Linked DNA regions of Homo sapiens: region 1 is linked to region 2. The links are chromatin contacts, found by Hi-C in ENCODE. All regions are on one chromosome and are shown on one strand. The core of a region is the stretch at or near the end of the contact, and the rest is flanking DNA. Distances in the headings are between cores, read along the strand shown. Region 1 overlaps CYP39A1 (cytochrome P450 family 39 subfamily A member 1). Region 2 has its middle 40 kb from the start of MIR4642.

Evidence for each region. Hi-C counts contacts between places; a loop is a spot of excess contacts on that map. Pooled maps may share reads with other maps.
Region 1: a loop to region 2 is called in a map of CD4-positive, alpha-beta T cell, with 18 times the contacts of the local background. The contact joins two enhancer-like sites. A Hi-C loop is called at or near these places in 3 of 168 maps with a recorded cell type or tissue (CD4-positive, alpha-beta T cell and CD8-positive, alpha-beta T cell) and 8 of 50 pooled maps.

What each region holds. Positions count from the first base shown.
Region 1 is chr6:46,627,439-46,630,685 of GRCh38, forward strand. The region is part of intron 6 of CYP39A1 (cytochrome P450 family 39 subfamily A member 1); the gene reads right to left. Among named protein-coding and RNA genes, the nearest start is that of CYP39A1, 24 kb to the right of the region's middle. Within about 2 kb of position 1,700, at least 2 of the 41 ENCODE cell types and tissues checked have a DNase peak (open chromatin) inside an H3K27ac peak, as active enhancers do.
Region 2 is chr6:44,474,094-44,477,724 of GRCh38, forward strand. No RefSeq gene overlaps it. Among named protein-coding and RNA genes, the nearest start is that of MIR4642, 40 kb to the left of the region's middle. RefSeq lists an enhancer at 1,346-1,876. Within about 2 kb of position 1,763, at least 3 of the 41 ENCODE cell types and tissues checked have a DNase peak (open chromatin) inside an H3K27ac peak, as active enhancers do.

The DNA.
Region 1 (3,247 bases), core at 450-2,949, 2.2 Mb after region 2:
GACAGAGTCTCGCTCTGTTGCCTAGGCTGGAGTGCAGTGGCGCAATCTCGGCTCACTGCAAGCTCCGCCTCCTGGGTTCACACCATTCTTCTGCCTCAGCCTTCCGAGTAGCTGGGACTACAAACACCTGCCACCACGCATGGCTAATTTTTTGTATTTTTAGTAGAGACAGGGTTTCACCGTGTTAGCTAGGATGATCTCGATCTCCTGACCTTGTGATCCGCCCGCCTCAGCCTCCCGAAGTGCTGGTATTACAGGCGTGAGCCACTTTTTTTTAATGTCTCCTTTTTCCTTAACAGATTACAGTTTTTAAAATTTTTTCTATTTTTAAAAAAGCCAAAGTATTTTTAAAAGATAAAAAGGCATATAAAATAGTTAATAAAAGTTTATATGTATTACTACATCAATAAGCAAGAATAAGTGACTTTGAGGTCTTTGTGCACCCACATTTGGGAAAGGGGTTGAAAACTGCTCCCAACAGTACCAATTAGTATTTTGTAAAACAGTTCAAGTCCAAGGTCAGAGATGGGCAAGAAGAAGAAGGGCCACTCAGCTCACTGAACTGCAGAAGCAGCCACCATAATGTCATTCCATTGTTTTGGAGAGGTAAGAACAAATGAGAGAAAGGGCAAGGAGGAAAACTCTGTATCTTTGCTGTGTCAAAGAGAAGATGAATTGAGTGTGTTCTTTGGTACTGATTTATCTATTCAAAAAGAGATTTTGATGGAGTCTTCATACCATGCCAGAGAGTCTTCTACCGATCATGGTAAACACAAATATGTTGGGAGATAATTCCTGTCCAAAGTATTTTCACATTTAGTTGGGCATATGAATACATATTGGAGAAAAATGAACGAAATGTACAAGACAGTGAGAGAGCAAACACATGTTACAAAAAATAAATACTGTGGGAGTTGAGAGTGGGATGGGGTAGCAATTGCTACTGAAAGTATTTAGAAAGAATGTAAGAGATGCAGCAGATAAAAAAGGTAAAATGTCAGCTTTGTGATTGGTTTGGAGAAATCTTCTAAAAAAATCATTTGGCAGTCAGAAATTTCTTGGAACTTAGAAATGGTTTTCCCATAAAAATAATTTCATAAATTATAGTTAATATCTTGGGCCACAATGGAGCCTCCTAGTGACCCAGTGCCTAACCCATCTGAAGCCTGAGCTCTGAGTCCTATGGGCCTTGAGGCAGAGTACAAAGTAGGAGAGAGGAGATATAGATATACTCTGGGCTCCAGGAAAAGACAGGCCCCACCACCTACACCTCTGGTAGGGCTTCTGGTATTCTCAGCAGCAATAAAGGTCACTAAAGCAGAATAGCAGTGGATATTCCCACTCTGGGGCCTTTGAGCCATCAAATATTTGGAAGCCTATGTTCAGTATTAACGGGCCATTGAAAATAATGATTGACTGAAACTAGGGAGATAATTTTTGTAAGGGAAGAAAACTAGCATTTATTGAAGACCTATGCTGAACCAGGTGCTATTAGCCACAATCTATTTCTTACCAAAATAATCCTTACAACAACCCTTTAAGGTAGGTATAGCATTAATCCCATTTTACAGATAAGGGCACTGAGGCTTGGGCAGGTTAAACAATTGGCCCACTGTTACCCAGTGCTGGCAATTGGCTTTGGATCTGACTCTAAAGCCTCTCCAGGATCTCTGCCTGCTCACCAGGCTGCCTCTTGGAGGTGCCAACAAGAGCCAGTGAGATGGAATATTCTCTAATCATCAGACACTTTCTTTCTGAAATGAATGATTTAAATCCTTTCAGACCAGCGCCAAGAACAAATTCCAAAGAACCGACTTCCCCTGTGTCAGATCAATGGGGCTTTGTGTGTCTTTCTTCCGGGGGATGTTTCTAACAAGATATTGAAAAATAATTCTTTGACAGGAGTGCCTGTTTTGTTGCTACTTTGAGAGTTGTTTTGATGTTTGTTTCTCAATTTTGCTATAGCTTAATCAGTTTCCAAGAATATTATTTAAGGAAAAACCAGAGAAGAATATTATAGGTACATAAAGAAGGGGAAGGGTTTAGACTACTTTTACTTGACCATATCAGATGAAATGTATATTCCACTGGCTAACATACCTTTGAGAAAAGAGGCCAGAATTTCTATCCCTTCTCTTTATGCAGTAAATTTTTCAACAAGTTAAGGGAAACTAGAATATCATGACTGAGAAAGCCTTTAACAACCTAGGCCTTTATAAAAGTAAGGCTAAATAAATAATACTTAAAACATCTTCCTAATTTCTATCTGTTAGAAGAAAAAGGAAGAAAAATGCCCACACATATCATCATGGATAGGTTAAATCCTCCTGTTTAGTAGAAAACAAGTATATTTAAAAAGTTACCCTTTAATTTCAGATAATATAAGTAGCATCTTAGGCTAATGTGAGAACCTCCTGGCCCAGGAAACTGTTGGCACTGAACATGACGTGACAGACAAATCTCATGGCTCTAATCTAATGCAAGACAGATTTTAAAAGAAACAGTTTTTTAGCCGGGCCCAGTAGCTCACGCATGTAATCCCAGCTGCTCAGGAGGCTGAGGCAGGGGAATCGCTTGAACCCGGGAAGCAGAGGTTGCAGTGAGCCGAGATCACGCCATTGCACTCCAGCCTGGGTGATAGAATGAGACACCATCTCAAAAAAACAAAACAAAACAAAACAACAACAACAACAAAAAAACCCACAAAAAACAGTTTTTTAAGTCTTGCCTCTCTTTAGAAGTGTTGAAAGTTCCAATTTCACCAGCACCATTCATGCGGAAGCTTGTAGGACCATAATGCTAAGCAATGCAAACAGGAATGGCACACAGAAGGAGAATGGGTACAAATGGAGAGAAAGAGCTAATATTCATTGATACCAGCTAGGCTTATCTTATTAAATCCTCATAACAACTTTGTAGAGAAATGAGAATTACCATTTATTGAGCACCCAAGTTCTAAGACCACAGTGGGAGGTTCACATACATTATCCCTTTTTTTACCCTTATTAGGTAAAATAGTACATTATCTCTTATTAGGAAATGGAGGCACAGAAAATTTAAATTACCACCATGACAGTCTACAACTACAAATTGGGATGTCTGGATCCAAGCCCAAGTTACCTGAAACTATCCATTTACTTACTCTTTCCAATAAAAGCATGTGGCCAATCCCTATTCATCTTTTCAATACCAATACTGAGCACATTGGTAGACATACAAAAAGTGTTCCATAAACAGATGTTGTCTA
Region 2 (3,631 bases), core at 513-3,012:
AGGTCAGACCTTGTGGTCAGAGGGATGGTGGCAAACTCCGTTGTCAGAGGGATGGTGGCAGACCCCGTTGTCAGAGGGCTGGTGGCAGACCCCGTGGTCAGAAGGCTGGTGGCAGATCCTGGGGTCAGAGGGCTGGTGGCAGACCCCGGGGTCAGAGGGCTGGTGGCAGACCCCGGGGTCAGAGGGCTGGTGGCAGACCCCGTGGTCAGAAGGCTGGTGGCAGATCCTGGTGTCAGAGGGCTGGTGGCAGACCCCGGGGTCAGAGGGCTGGTGGCAGATCCTGGGGTCAGAGGGCTGGCGGCAGCCCTCATGGTCAGGGGACTAGTCGCAGCAGCCCTCATGGTCAGGGGACTAGTGGCGGCCCTCTGCTGGGAGTCGTAGCTCCTGTCAGGTGGCCCCTTCACACATTTTCCCTCTCTGGATTCCCATAATGACCTCTTCCCTTTACCCTTCAGCCCTGCGGATGGTTACTGGCCCTTCTTCCCTTGTTGATTTCCTTAAACCCTATAAGTAAACTCTTTTCAAGTCACCTCACCCCATGTTTTTCAGAATCTTGACTGAGAATAAGCACATATATTGTTTTGTAATCTGTGTGTGTGTGTGTGTGTGTGTGTGTGTGTAAAAAGGAGTTATTATATATAAATATCCTGTAAAGTCATGAAGTCCTGGGGGCCTCAGATAAACCCTTAGAAGGATGTTACTGCATCACCCCGTTATTGATTAGGAAACAGAGGCTCAGAGAGGGTGAGTAATCTGCTCACAGTCACCAAATAAACAGAGGAGTGGCCATTCTAAGGCCAGTGTGCTATTTTACAGCATTCCAGTGGGTGGGTATAGATTATTCATGTAATCAGTCCCCCTATGGATAAACATTTAATGTTGTATTCAGTTTTTCTCCTTGATATCAAGGCATCCCCAAACACAATACATGATTTCTTCTGGAAGCCTGAAGCAGGCACAGAGCAGTGGGAGGCACAGAGGGTGAGGCTGAGCCAGCTGTCAGATCTGGGACAAGCCGTTCTGCTTCTCTCAGCCTCGATTTCCCCAGATGTCTACTAGGAAGAGCATAGACCTTTGGACTTTGAGGCATGTGAGAGCCTGAGATTCTGCTGAGGCCTCGTTTTTAAATAGCTGCTCGTCTGAGGCTGGAGTGTGGGCAGTGATCAGCTGGCTACCAGGGAGGTGGCTGACGACAGGGTCCCCTTGTCCCCATAAGACTTTTATGGTACCACCTTTCAGGCATGTCCCATCCTGCTCATGAGCTGCAGAGACATTTGCTTCTGGAGGAAGCACTGAAGAGAAAACCAGCTATTAGTACTAGGATTGAAACAAAGAGAAAATGAAGATTCTGAGAAAGTGACTGTTCTTAGAATCAAGAAGTGTTATGGGGGAAACGATGTGTTCTTGGAGCATTTAGGGGAGGAAATAGGTAAATCCAGGAGAGGGTGCTTGCCACTGCAAGCTGGTCTAGCTCCCTGCACCCTCAGCTCTGTCCAGGAACCCTCTTCCTCCAAGTTCTTGAAGGCTGTGCGGGGCCCAGGCTCCAAAGAGGACAGATGCAGAGGCCACTTGTCCTCCCCTCCCCAAGGACCCAGAGCCCGCAGCTCCAGCAGCATCTCCAGCCAGCTGCCTGTCTGTAGCCGACGCCCCCCAGGGCTGCAGGGTTGGGCGAACTGGCCTCTCCTGTGCGGCTGACCAGGTCCCCCGAGCTTCCTTAGGGTTGCAGGCAAGGAGGCTCCCGCAGGGAATCTGGAGCAAGGTGCATCCGGCGGCCAGCAGGTGTCACTGCTGCCCCAGAGACGGCCGGCCACGGGCTGTGGCGACACGGTGAGCTGGAACAAACCGCTTTGTTCCTGCTTCACAGGCTTTACCTTACAGCAGGGTTAGGAGCCTGTTTACCTGCACTTCTGCCCAAGGAAAGGAGTAAAAGCCCTTCTCCTCCTTCCCTCCAGAGGACCCCATGGAGGCCTGCTGGGCTGCGCCCCCCTCACTGGCCTGGCCAGGGCGTGTGGGAGCACCCAGCAGCTGGGGCTCCTGGGCACCCACTGCCTGCCGGGCTTTGCCCTGGGAGCTGTGGGGCCCACAGCCCTATGGACTTCATACTTCTGCAGGGGCATGGGGCAACTTGAAGGGGTGTTGGTAGGTGTTACAAAGCGAGGCCCAGCCTGGGTCTGGCACGGTGAATCCTCCTTCCTGGCCGCCTCTCCTCACTCCGAAGGCTTCGCGGATGGTCTTGCTCCAGGTTGTCAGTTGCTCCTCTGAGTGGTGGGTGAAGAGGAAGCGGCTCCCGTGTGTGGGGCTGTAGGCGGACCAGCTGTTCTAGTTTGCTCATCACTGAGGAGTTCCTGGATGCACAGCTTTGGTGCTAAACTCAGAAAATCCTGGGCAACCCAACGAGTTGGTCATTCGGGCCAGGTACCAGCCACTTTTCAGACATCACTTTGCCTAACGCACATTGTTGGTCGTGTTGTCTCCCCATTGTAAAGAGAAACTAAGGTTGGAAAAGGCTAAACAAGCTGCCCAAACTCTCTGGATGGGGAGGGAAGAGTGGACATTTGAATTTAGGACCACCTGACCTGTGCTGTTTCTCCTGGATGCCTCTGAGGTTGAGAGATGAGAAGTGGCATTCACAGGCGTGAATCCGTGATGCCCAAATGGTAGGCAGCTGTGGGCCACGGGCATGGACAATTATGCTGTGTGCTGTGGTGGTCGCCTGAACTGGGGCAGCAGCCCAGGAGTCCCTTGAGGGCATGGAGGTCTGAGGGGAGCAGCGCATCAGAAACAAGGGTGTGGGGACTTTTAGGACCCCATGGTCAGAGCACAGGTAGCAGAAAAGCACACACTGGGCCAGGCCGAGGGGGCACAGCCAGGCTGACAGGGCCTGGAAGGGAGATACCACCGCCAAGAAGGTCCCGATACCTGCACGTGCCTCCTCCACAGCCCAGACGCTTATCTAAAATATCTTTTAGGACAAGAACCAAACCCCTAAGCCTGGTGAGCCGAGGACCTGGCGGTGTCTGGCTGGCCGGGGTGGGGGCTATGTAGGCAGAAGCAGATGCTGGTGGAAGTTCACCCAGGCCCCCTTTGCCAGGTGGCCAGGGACAGCATCGGCCACTTCCACAGGGGGCCATGAAATGGTGTCAGCTTCTGACAGATGCTGGATGGACATTCAGCCTAAGCATGGAAGCCAAAATGAAAGAATTCGCCAGGTCCTCAATTCATTGGGTAAAATCAGCTCTTGTAGCAGCCAGGCAGCTGGCAGGCTAGATGCTGTGCTCAGGGCTACTATTACAGAGAGAAGCCCCAGCCCTCCAGGGCCTGTGGAAGAAAGCAACCAGCCCAGCAGCAGACAGGCCTTTCTGCAAGTCACTGCAGCGAGGATGAGTGACAAGCTTATCAAGACGGCTGGTCAAGGCACCAAATGCCTCCTCCTAGGATCTGCACATGTCTGCTGGGCAAGGCTGCTGCTCCCTTGACAGGGAGAATTAGGAAAAAGAGCCCTCTCTGGATGGGCACAGCCTTCAGCAGCACAGCTTTGCAAGTGGAGTTCAGTCCCCGCTAACCCTCTTAGCTGGACACATTTGTGCAGTGCATAAACTGCACAACTGTACATGATGGTCCTGCCAGCAGA